Linked DNA regions of Homo sapiens: region 1 is linked to region 2. A link is a contact called in ENCODE Hi-C or POLR2A ChIA-PET data. All regions are on one chromosome and are shown on one strand. Each heading gives the region's core, a stretch centred on a gene start or an enhancer-like site at or near the end of the contact. The rest is flanking DNA. Distances are from core to core; before and after follow the strand shown. Region 1 holds the start of PTPN6 (protein tyrosine phosphatase non-receptor type 6). Region 2 holds the start of LPAR5 (lysophosphatidic acid receptor 5).

Region 1 (6,140 bases), core at 1-2,500, 320 kb after region 2:
AAACAGCATCCAGATAGAGACAAAGAGCCTTCCCTGTACCCTAAAAGTTTCCCAGAAATTGTTCCCAGTTAGCATATTTATTTTTATAAAGGTAATGCATGCCCATCATATAACATTCAAAAAGGTATGTAGAGAACCAAGTGTCTCCCCCAGCCCTGTCCTCCAGCCACCCAGTTTCCCTCCCTAGGGGAAGCCACCAATATGTGTTTCTTATGTATCCCCTGTTGAGCTGCTTTTCCTCGTTTTGGTTTGGCGGTGTTGATGTTTGTATTTGGAATTACAGGTAGGCAGCATCATATACCTTAGTGTTTAGGGCCTCTAAGATCAACCAGCCCTGAGAAAATCAGCCATGGTGAGGACCTTGTCCCCCAGCCCCCCAGGAGATAGGCCCCCTGGTGGGAGTGCTGGGGCAGGGCAGAGGCCTAGGGACAAGAATTAGAAAGGACCCATGTTGACAGGGCTGCTCAGGGTCATGTTGTCCATCCCTCTGCCACAGTGGCATGGACAAACTGCATATGTTGGTTAGAGGAGGGCACCCTTCTCTCTTGCAAGCATTGGCAAGGTCTTAACTATTAGTCTCCTGCTCCCATGGCAGCCCCTTTGGACAAGGAGGCTCTTAATCTCTGTTCTTTGAAGCCCTGAGGGCTGGTGTATAGGAGTTCAAAGCACTGGCTTTGGAACCGGACTGTCTGGGTTTGAATCCTGGCACTGCAGCTGACTCACTGATGGACTCAGGCAATGCCTTAAACTCCCTGAGCCTCAGGTTCCTTGTCTGTAAAATGATAAAGATAGCCCCTGTTTCATAGGGCTGTGGTGAGAAACCAATCAGACAAGGCATGTGAACGCCATTATAGCACAGCGCCCGGCATCCAGCAGGACTCACTCGATGACAGTTGTCACCGCCATCATTGTTATTAGCGTGGGCCAGGGAGGGCTGCGTAAAAGCAGCTGGTGGAGGAGGGAGAGATGCCGTGGGACCGTCTGGGTTCGCATGCGTGAAGTATTATCTGGGCCTGGAGTGTGCAAGGCACACATGTGTCCTTACTGCATGTGTTGTCACATATGTGCAATGCCATGCTCCTGAGCCTTTGATTGCAGACGTGTGGGAAGTGGGCCCCGTCCCCACCCCCAGTGCCACCCTGCTCTGCTTCTCTTCCCTTGCTGTGCTCTAAAACGAGAAGTACAAGTGAGTTCCCCCAAGGGGTCGGCCGCGCCTCTTCCTGTCCCCGCCCTGCCGGCTGCCCCAGGCCAGTGGAGTGGCAGCCCCAGAACTGGGACCACCGGGGGTGGTGAGGCGGCCCGGCACTGGGAGCTGCATCTGAGGCTTAGTCCCTGAGCTCTCTGCCTGCCCAGACTAGCTGCACCTCCTCATTCCCTGCGCCCCCTTCCTCTCCGGAAGCCCCCAGGATGGTGAGGTAAGGGCCTGCCACCCACGGTAGACAGGAGGCAAGGGTGCCTGGTGCCCACGGGACCCCTCCTCACTGCCCTGCCTGGGCCGCCCAGGTGGTTTCACCGAGACCTCAGTGGGCTGGATGCAGAGACCCTGCTCAAGGGCCGAGGTGTCCACGGTAGCTTCCTGGCTCGGCCCAGTCGCAAGAACCAGGGTGACTTCTCGCTCTCCGTCAGGTAGGTGGGCCCCCCGCAACCCCGGGCATTTTGGCCACTCTCTTGTGCCATCCAGGCCCTGAACCACTCATTCCTGGTTCCCCGTGGCAGTGCTGACTCCCCGTCTGTTCCCTTGCCCCCAACCCCCACACTCCCCATCCCTGTCTGTGCCCACCCATGCCCATGTGTGCCCCCACCCAGGACCTCAGCCGATCCCTGCCCTCCTGCCTCTACTCCTGCACCGACTGGCCTCACCGCCTGGTGCCCTGCAGGGTGGGGGATCAGGTGACCCATATTCGGATCCAGAACTCAGGGGATTTCTATGACCTGTATGGAGGGGAGAAGTTTGCGACTCTGACAGAGCTGGTGGAGTACTACACTCAGCAGCAGGGTGTCCTGCAGGACCGCGACGGCACCATCATCCACCTCAAGTACCCGCTGAACTGCTCCGATCCCACTAGTGAGAGGTGAGGGCTCCGCACCCCCGCCATTCCCAAGCAGGGATGAGCCGGCTCCCACCCTGAACAGCCAGGGAGGCAGGGAGACTGGCAGCCGGCGCTGCCTACCCTCCATCCCCTCCCCTCCCTGCACCAGCTGGGGCTCTCAATGTCCCTCCTCCCTGCTGTCCTGGGACCTGGTGTCTCAGAGCCTAACCTACCACCCTTTCCACCTAACCCCGAGGAAGCCACAGAAAGCTGCCTCGCCCTACTCCGGGAGCCCTGGCCGCTGCAACCCAGGTCCCACTGGAGACAGGGAGGCCACTGCTGGTGGCCAGCATGTCGTGCAGGCCAGCTCTGTTGTTAGAAAGCTCTTCTTCCTCTGGAATCGAGCCTGCCTTCCTCCGTCTGCCCCTCACCCCAGCACATGTTAGGACAGTGAGGAGCTGACACTGGGGTGAAGATGGGGATGAATGCTTGCCAAGACACTTGATGCCTTGTCCCAGCCGCCCCGTGGGGATGGGTCTGTCCTGTGGGGTCAAATAGGTCTCCGGCCCAAACAGAGATCATTGAGAGCACGATGTGAAGTGTTCACCTGTGTAAAGTGTCTCACGCTGTCCCGGGCACAGAGTAATACTCCAGGCATTTCCTTCCTGTGGCCTCCCCGACTCCTCCTGTGGTCTCCCAAAGGCATGGGCTGGGGGCTGGGGGCTCTGAATGCTCCTCATGACACCATGGCTCCTTTCAGCAGCCGCATCTCAATGCCAGATCCCCTTAGAGTAAAGGGCAGCGGAATAACGCTAGGGGGTTTTCACATGCACCCCTGGGCCAAGCCGACTTGCCCTTGCCGTGGATCCCTGCATTCATGGATCGGTTATTGAAATGATCGGGAACCTTGCTCCTGCCAGCTTGCAGCCTCTCTGAGATTCGGGCCTCCAAACTGCATCAATATTTTTGGTCAAGGCACTGATTGAAACTTAGAGCTGGATTCGGTCACGGTGCAGCCCTGTGGCCCACCTGGGAGGCCTCCTTTCCTGGATCGGCCTCCTTCAAGGCCTTCCCTCTCTCTGTGAGCCTCACATGGCTGGCTCCGTGTCTGCCCCCTGCCCTTCCTCTTCCCCACCGCAACACTCAGGGGGCTTTTGGCACCGAGACCCTCTAAAGCTCATGTCCTCTCTTTCTCCTTGCCTCCAGCCAGGAGAGGAGGACGGGCTGACCAGTGCCTGGAGGTGGAAGAGAGGAGCAGGGCCCCAGGAGGCCCCTGCAGAGGAGGCTGAGGCCTGGGTTCAAGGAGAAGAGAGAAGAGAGAGAAGGAAGGGAGGGCAGTGCCGGGGCGGGAGGTTAAGACCAGGGAAGCCGCACTGGAGGCCCTTTTGGGTGACCCGTCCCAGGAGCCAGTGTCACCCCTGAGCCTGGGAGTGTGTGAGAGGCTCTTTCTCCCAGGTTCTGCTGTGTCCTCTGCCTTGTCTGTGCGCCTCCTCCTCTGCGAGAATTTGCATCTGTCCCTCGGTGGCTCTGCGCTTCCTGTGGTCAGCCTGACATTTGCATGGAGACTTCCTCATCCTGGGGCCTGAGGGAAGGGGCTCAGCCCCCTCCCCGCTACCTGGGGTCCTAGCCTGTCCCCAGGCGGTGGGCTGAAGTAGCCCAGTGGGGTTAGGAGGCTCTGGGGGTCTCTCGGCTGGAGTCACCTCCGGGCAGGGGTGAGATGGGTTGGGACAGACTGGTCCTCCCCTCCTTCCCCCCATCCCTGCGGTTGGAAAATTTGCCCGCCCTCCCCTCGTCCCTGGGCTGAGGAAACCTCACAACCTCACTTCTCACTCTCTCCCCAGAAGGAGTTTTGTGTTTTTTCCATCACGTGGTTTCCTGTGGGGCTGGGCTTTGTGGGGCTACAGTTTCCTCCTGGGAAAGGGGTGTGCTTCGGGGAAAGGGCTTAGTTCTGCTTTCTGCCCTGACAGCCCCTTCAAATCCGTTTGAACCCTGGGCTCCCCTTCAGTGACATCATCCAGGGCACCCCAGAACCCCCTACACCACTCTTTCCCCAGTGGGGTTGTCTTCCCCGCCTCCCTGGCGGAGCGCACCCCATCCGCCTTCCTTGTGACTTGAGTCTGTGTGTCCATCTCCCACCACTCCCTGTGGTGTGGCCTCGGTCTGCGTTTCTCTTTGCCTCTGGTCTCTGCTGGGGCACAGTCCCATCCTTCACGGAGATTCATCCTTAGCTTCTCTCCTCCAAATATTTTGAATATTGCCAGCCTTTCTGCCTTTCAGAGGTGGGCTCTGGGTTCGAAGCCCGGTTAGAACTCTGGAGGCTAGGATGGCTTGAACCTGGGAGGTCGAGGCTGCAGAGAGCTGTAACCGCGCCACTGCACTCCAGCCTGGGCAACAGAGCTCTGGAAGCTTGCCCTAGAGTCAGTCAAGGGCCCTAGGCCAGTGAGTAACAGCTCAGCGTCAGTTTCCTCATCTATAAAATGGGGGTAATATCATACCTAGCTCTCAGCATGTTTGTGAGAGACCTAAATGAGGTGGTGGATTTGGAAGCATGTAGCGCAGTGCCTGGCACACAGTAGGTGCTTGATTTCCGGCCCCTCTCTGTGAATGTCTCTGCTCAGCGCCTTCCCCTGTGGCCTGGGTCTTACCTTCCCTGACGCTGCCTTCTCTAGGTGGTACCATGGCCACATGTCTGGCGGGCAGGCAGAGACGCTGCTGCAGGCCAAGGGCGAGCCCTGGACGTTTCTTGTGCGTGAGAGCCTCAGCCAGCCTGGAGACTTCGTGCTTTCTGTGCTCAGTGACCAGCCCAAGGCTGGCCCAGGCTCCCCGCTCAGGGTCACCCACATCAAGGTCATGTGCGAGGTAAGGCAGCCAGGCGGCGGGGGAGCCTCTGCTGAGGCTCCTGTCTGTGACCACAGTGTGGGTGGCAGGGAGGGTCTGCCTGGGCTTGAATTCAAGGCTGGGGACCCAGGGAGGGAGACTCAAGTCCTGTGAATGGCCTAATTTGGCTCCCCCCAGGGTGGACGCTACACAGTGGGTGGTTTGGAGACCTTCGACAGCCTCACGGACCTGGTGGAGCATTTCAAGAAGACGGGGATTGAGGAGGCCTCAGGCGCCTTTGTCTACCTGCGGCAGGTCAGGGGTGGGCCCAGCTGCCTCCCCACTTCCCCTGAGCTGTCCCCCAGATGTGAGCTTCTGGGATCTCTGAGTTGCTGACTTCTCGCTCTTCCCCACCCCAGCCGTACTATGCCACGAGGGTGAATGCGGCTGACATTGAGAACCGAGTGTTGGAACTGAACAAGAAGCAGGAGTCCGAGGATACAGCCAAGGCTGGCTTCTGGGAGGAGTTTGAGGTGCATGGTGGGGACCGGCAGGGCTGGGGCAGCTGAGGTGGTGGCAGCGGCCTGGGGCCCCAGGCGGACACCTTCCCCTCCTTGCCCACCTCTGCTCCTGACCCACCCCACGTGAGCTCCCCCGATGGATGCCCTCTTTGGGAGCTGATGCTCATTTCCCCACCCACATCTCAGAGTTTGCAGAAGCAGGAGGTGAAGAACTTGCACCAGCGTCTGGAAGGGCAGCGGCCAGAGAACAAGGGCAAGAACCGCTACAAGAACATTCTCCCCTGTGAGCACCCAGGCTGCCCCATTCACCCAGGATACCGCCCCTGCCCCAGCTGCCTCCCCTCATCTCACAGGTCTCCACCCTCCACGCCAGGAGGGGCCATCTCCCCACACCCCCCACAGAGCCTCCCCCTTCTCCAAAAGGCCTCTACTCCTCCCAGAAGTGCCTCCCCACCACCAGCAGGCAGGTTGCCCCCTGCTCCCAACCTCCTTGTGAACTCCCTCACTCCCTCCATACAGATGATCCCCCACCCCTGCTGCCCACAGTCCCCCGCAAGCCTCATGGCTTCTGAGACCAGAATGGCCTGTTAGCTCAGGAGGGTCTGACCCAGGTGTGGTGAGTCCCTGGCTAACCCAGACCATCTCGCCTCCTCTCCGCCCACTCCCAGTTGACCACAGCCGAGTGATCCTGCAGGGACGGGACAGTAACATCCCCGGGTCCGACTACATCAATGCCAACTACATCAAGGTCAGCAGTGTGGGCCACGTGGGA
Region 2 (6,033 bases), core at 2-2,501:
ATTGCTTGAACCCAGGAGTTTGAGGCTGCAGTGAGCCATGTTCATGCCACTGCACTCCAGCCTGGGCAACAGAGTGAGATCCTGTCTTGAAAAAAAAAATGGCTGGGCACCGTGGCTTATGCCTGTAATCCCAGCACTTTGGGAGGCCGAGGCAGGTGGATCATGAGGTCAGGAGTTCAAGACCAGCCTGGCCAAGATGGTAAAACCCTGTCTCTACTAAAAATGCAAAAATTAGCCGGGCATGGTGGTGCGTACCTATAATCCCAGCTACTCAGGAGGCTGAGGCAGAGAATTGCTTGAACCCAGGAGGCGGAGGTTGCAGTGAGCTGAGAGCGTGCCACTGCACTCCAGCCTGGGTGACAAAGGGAGACTCTGTCTCAAAAAAAAAAAAAAGAAAGGAAGGAAGGAAGAGAGAAAAAAAGGAGTAGTTCTGGAGATACAATCTGGTGGAGGTCCCCTTCTTGTCATGGGGGCCCCACAACCACAGGGAAGAGGTAGGCCCCATCCTCATGGTGTGATGTGAAGGTATCATAAAGCCCTGCTGACCTCCGAATATGTCCCCCACCTCCAAAATTCCATCCCCTGAAGCCACCATCTATCAGAGCCATAGGGACATCAAAGACCATCAGTCTAATCCCCTTATATAGATGCACCTTTTGGGTTAAGGCAGCACTTCCTGAAGACCCCATTACAGTACACCTTGGCTAGTTGGGAAGGATAACACTGAGAACACATCTCTGCCAGTCAACCCATTAGCAAGTTTGATTAGATCAGCTCATTGTCATCTGCCTGGCCCTGGGGGATGTGTGGTGTAGGGGTTGAGGTTTAACTGCGAGTGGAAAAAGTGTGTAAACAGTCCCCAGAGGGCCCTCCCTGGGAGGCCCAAGGCTCAGTTCCACAGTGGGGGCCTAGAGGGGGAGGGGGAGGACACAGCCTCTGCGAGATGCCCCAGAGTGGGGGCTTCAAGCATCAAAGAGGAGCACTCCCGAGGTGTAGCAGGCATGTTAGCTGTTTGTCCAGCGCCATCTGAAAAGATCTGTCTATTTGAGGCAGCTCCTTTCGGCTTTTTACTCTGTTCAGAAGGGTTTTCCAGGGCCCATGCCCACCCTCTTCTCTGTCCCCCACCCAAATCTCCCATTTCTACAGGGGGGTGCTCCCCTTGTGCTCCCTGTGCAGTTCAATTCGTGACACCCCCATACCTGTGCTCCGTGTTGCTCTGCGCTGCCCCAAGCTGGCTTCCGCTGCCTGCTCTGGGCTGGGCTGGGCTGGGCTGGGCTGGTAGGACCTGCTCCCAGGGCGGGAGGGGACACACCCACCTCAGCAGATCTCAGCCCATCCCTCCCAGCTCAGTGCACTCACCCAACCCCACACGGGCCAAGGAGAGAGTGAAGAGGAAGCATTGCCCTCAGAGGCCTTCACGGACTGGCCAGAGAAGAAACCCCAGCAGCTAAGGATACTTAATCCAGCCCCGACTAGGAACTGCCCCCACCCATCGTTCAGATATTCCTGCTGTGTCTGGGAACTCTTCCTGGCACACCCACCGTCTGATGCCAGATGACTAACCCACCAGCCTCTCGCTGTCCTCACCGGTTCCCCCTGGGTGTCTGTCTTCCTTTCCTAGGTCTGCCAGGTGGTTTAGTCCATGCTACTCGTGGCTTAGTCCATGCCACTCGTGGCTTGTGCCCCACCCTGCCCGGGGCCCTCTTCATGACAGTGCTCTGCTAGGTCCTGCCTCCCACTGAGCACACTTGGCTCCCGCATCGAGCAGTCACTAGGCTGGATGGTTCCTCTTTGCTTAGGTCTGTTTCTCCTCAGCCCGTTGTCTTGTGTCCTCGGGCCAGACAACACAGAGACAAGTGGCCCTGTGGGCACAGGGCTGGGCATGTTGTCCATGCTCAATAAATAAAAACAAGTTCAAGTTTTTTGGTGGTAGGTGGAAAAGGGATTGTGGTGAAATGAGTTTGGGAAGCACTAGGTTAAACAGGTTTCTCTATTACCGCGCTCCGGAGGGCCTTAACATGCTGTCAGATGATAGGCCTTGTGTTGATCATGGAAACTGGGTGAAGGGTACATGACAGTGCATTATACTTTTCTATTTTTGTGCATGTTTGAACTGTCATAGTAAGCAAGCTTTAACAAAATGCTGTTAATTACTGCGAACCTATAGAAGGGAGAGAGACTCTACAGTGTCCCTGGAACATACTTTGGGATATGTCAACTTATTAAAGGCCAATGCTGAGCCAGGCACGGTGGATCACACCTGTAATCCCAACACTTTGGGAGGCCGAGGCGGGCAGATCACGAGGTCAGGAGTTCAAGACCAGTCTGGCCAACATAGTGAAACCCCTTCTCTACTAAAAATACACAAAAAATTAGCCGGGCATGGTGGTGTGCGCCTGTAATCCCAGCTACTTAGGAGGCTGAGGCAAGAGAATCACGTGAACCCAGGAGGCGGAGGTTGCAGTGAGCCAAGATAGTGCCACTGCACTCTAGCCCAGGCAACAGAACAAGACTCCGTCTCACTAATAATAATAATAATAATAAAGGCCAATGCTGGAGTCATACCTCAATGTAGGTTGTTAAGATGCAACCACTTAAACATCCAGATCATCTGGCAAATTCCTGTACACCAAGGGTTTCCTTCCTGTAATCCCAGCACTTTGGGAGGCCGAGGTGGGAAAATTGCTTGAGCCCAGGAGTTCGAGACCAACCTGGGCAACATGGAGGGACCCCATCTCTACAAAAAAATATAAAAATTAGCCAGGCTTAGTGGCACATTCCTGTGGTCACAGGGACCTGAGAGGCTGAGGTAGGAGTGTGGCTGGAGCCCAGGAGGTCAAGACTGCAGTGGGTGGTGATCATGCCACTGCACTCCAGCCTGGGTGACAGAGCGAGACCCTGTCTCAAACACAAAACAACAACAACAAAAACAACCCCAAGGTTTCCTGATCTAGGCTATAGTTCCTGGTTTTTCCCTTCCTGATTAAGTGCAAGGTGCACACTCCCTATACCCCAGGATTGGTCCCTTTGGAAAAGATCTCATCAGGCTTTGGCCTTTATCCTACAGAGGAACAATACTACACTCGCATCTGACATCACGGGGCTTAGGGCTTCAGAAATGAAGACAGGTGCCCACATGCCCACATCATCCCTAGGGCCCCAGCCTTCTTGGCCTTCCTCAGTTCACCTCCCTGGGTTCTCAGGTCTTCTGCTTCTCCTGGCAGATGGCTGCTTCCCTGAGCACCATTCCCATGAGATTCTCTCACCGGCAGGTGGATCCATAAAACCAGGGGTTGGGGACTGACTGCCACGGGGCAGGGTAGCAGTGCTGAGGATGGGGATCATAACCAGAACAGGCCACACAGGCTGAAGATCAACATTTTATGTAAAGTCATCTTTTAAGGAGGGCGCAGCTCCCACCGTGGCCCTCTCTGGGACTGTTGCTCCAACCCAAGGAAATGTGAGTAGGGGCCGAGTAACAGACCCAGAAGGGGCAGCCTGAAAGCAATGGGGTCTCAAAACAATAGAGAACGTGGGCAGGTTGGGCTGGGGTGTGGGCAGAATAGACGCCAGCTCATCCGAACTGGCCTAGAGTCAAGGTGCTGAACTCCTGGCTCCATCGAAGCACAACGTCCTCACTTTTGCCAGGGCTCAGCGCACTGTAAGTCTCATTCTGCAGACATCTCATGCGGGACACCTACACAGAGATTCAGTGCAGACGGTCTGTATCACAGAGCCAGGTGCCAGGAGTGGGGAGGAGGGGAGGTGTCAGAAGCCCAAAAGAACGAGAGGTGGGCAGGCATGGGCACAGGGCAGTAGAGGGAAGGAGGAAACTCAAATGTGGGTTTTTAAAGCCAGAGGAGACATCAAGCAGCCCAACCCCTTTCATGCAGAAACAGGCGGCTGAGGCTCAGAGGGGGAAGTGCCTCATCCCAGGCTACTTGGTGAGTAAGAAGAGGAGACAGACCGAGACCTCAACGTCCAAGTCCTGGCCCAGCCAAGGGTTCTTCCTGTGGTGCTCTTAGGACCCTCCTCTGTTATCCACCAGCTGCCTAGGAGGGCCTTGCTTCCGCCAGGACTGGAGGAATGGAGGAGAGCCTGCTGGTGGAGGCCTCTGCCCCAGAGATGCAAGCAGGAACCGCTTTCCACATCCTAGCTGCTCGCAGAGGGGGCCTCAGAATAGACCAGTTATGGTGACTGATTGAGGGGGTGCTGGGAGAAGGAGGGGCAGGGCAGGGGTGCTCACCTTCCGATTGCGGTTTCTCATCAGACACTGCTGGCTTTTGAAGGAACAGTAGTTTGGGTACTGGATATAGTCTGTGTCACAAATCTAAGCCAAGAGCCAGAGAGAGGGAAGAGGGTATCAGAAGCCTCACCAGGCAGCAGCACTCCAGGGAATATCTGCTAGGGCAGAGCCAGGGGCAGGGTGTGGCCCAAGACCCAGGTCTTCCACACACAGGCGGCCCCTCACTCCGCTTTCCCTCTGCCTTTCCCCTGCCGCTCTGTCACAGGTTGCTGGGAAGAAGCCAGGAGCCTGGGAGAGTATGAGGCTGCCAGTCAGCTTACTGGGAAAGTGGCTGAGGAAGCGGGAATGGGGCAGGACGGGGTAGATAAGGGTCCAGAACATGGGACAGGGACCCGATTAGTGGCCTGATGTCAAGGATTTTTCTGGTAATGGTAGATAAGGGAAGGGGGAAGTGAGTCACTGCCTTCTTTGGACCTCGCCTCCCCATTCCAGATCAAGGGGCCCAGGGACAAGAGCTGGACATGGGCCCCCCAGCTCAGCTACCAGCCCTTGCTTCAGCTGCCCTTACTTTTCCTTGCCTTGGTTTTCCCTGCTAACTACAGGAGGAGAGGCCTGGATCTAAAACAACAGGTCATTCCACAGGGGAGGTAACTCAGGGGAACGGGGAGCCAAGTTGATTTAATTGAGCAGGGAAGGCACTGGAAGAGCTGGGAAGCCCGTCAGGCTAAGGCCGGGAAGTCCTGGATCACAGGGTTGGGCAGTGGTGCACGTGTCACTCAGTCATTTCTTGTAGAGATGACTCTTTGATTGAGTAGGAAGTGACTTGATCACAGCCACCCAGCAAGTAACTGGCAGAGTTGGGACCAGAACCTCTAGCTCCTGTTTTCTCAGCCCTCTGGGTCCCCACTCCTTTGCCTGCTCTATTGGTGGAGGGTGGGGTGGGGTGCAATGGTCTCTTGGAGAGAGGCAGGAGATTCAGTGAGGACGGGTTCTCAGAAGCCAGGGGCCCAAGCCCCCTTCCACAAACTAGCGCTACTCACAGCAAGTAACTGGAAGGAATGGGGTGAGGGTAGGGATGGGGCTGAGCTTTGGGGAAAGGTTCTAACCTTGGTAGGGAAATCCCCATCCTGGAAGCTAAGGAACTCAGTCTGGAGCCACCCAGAGACTCGGACATCTTCACAGCCTTTCGTGGCAAGCCGGGCACACCAGAAGTCCATGTGGAGCCCACCGTACAAATCCAGCCCGTAAAAGCGGCCTGATTCTGGGGACCCTACCTGTGGCACAGGAGATAGGGGAGAGGTGCGTGCCCCTCCCCACCTGCTGGCCACCACCACCCCACCCCTGCCACCCAGTTCTGCCTTTCCCACTGCGGGCTGCCGGGCTAGATACCTGGTTGCCGATGGACAGGCTCTGGGAGGCAAGCAAGGGGCTGACAAAGGGAGTCTTGTGGGAGGTGTCGCATTGTTGCCGCTGCAGGCTGGCCTCTGAGTGGCACTGCTCCAGCTTCAAGGAGCAGAAGTCACAGAGGGCACAGGTAGACATGTGTCGCCGCCCAAGGCTGTCACAGACCTGGGGCAGGGGAATGGGTGAGGCTGAAGCTGAGAGTCAGCGGCCTGCCTTCTCCCATGCCTCAGCCCTCCAGGGTGGGCCCTGCAGAATGTCTTTGCATTTAGCCTCTTCCAAAAGCTTCTCTGGGTTTTCTACTTGGCCTCCTCCCCAAGGGTTCCTCAAGGACCTTGCCTCAGCTATTTCTTCACCCTCTTCCTGGATGATTTATCTACTCCTAG

Evidence for each region. Hi-C counts contacts between places; a loop is a spot of excess contacts on that map. ChIA-PET counts read pairs that join two places held with the same protein, here RNA polymerase II (POLR2A). Pooled maps may share reads with other maps.
Region 1: a loop to region 2 is called in a map of B cell, with 2.2 times the contacts of the local background. The contact joins the promoter of PTPN6 here to the promoter of LPAR5 in region 2. A Hi-C loop is called at or near these places in 1 of 168 maps with a recorded cell type or tissue (B cell), 1 of 37 single-sample maps with no recorded cell type and 2 of 50 pooled maps. POLR2A ChIA-PET finds 5 or more read pairs at or near these places in 5 of 52 experiments (CD4-positive, alpha-beta memory T cell, GM12878, PC-9 and 2 more).

Annotation. Positions count from the first base shown.
Region 1 is chr12:6,950,106-6,956,245 of GRCh38, forward strand. It overlaps PTPN6 (protein tyrosine phosphatase non-receptor type 6), which reads left to right and starts at 1,251. Exons shown (of 16, transcript NM_002831.6): 1 at 1,251-1,415; 2 at 1,504-1,626; 3 at 1,878-2,072; 4 at 4,700-4,889; 5 at 5,046-5,162; 6 at 5,267-5,380; 7 at 5,555-5,651; 8 at 6,037-6,116. The coding sequence starts at 1,408. RefSeq lists enhancers at 549-1,484, 1,485-2,418, 2,419-3,353, 3,458-3,717, 3,848-3,897 and 2 more.
Region 2 is chr12:6,634,708-6,640,740 of GRCh38, forward strand. LPAR5 (lysophosphatidic acid receptor 5) reads right to left here and starts at 1,252. Exons shown (of 2, transcript NM_020400.6): 1 at 1,200-1,252. ACRBP (acrosin binding protein) reads right to left here. Exons shown (of 10, transcript NM_032489.3): 7 at 5,636-5,815; 8 at 5,353-5,520; 9 at 4,247-4,330; 10 at 3,368-3,697. The coding sequence ends at 3,575. RefSeq lists an enhancer at 4,130-4,189.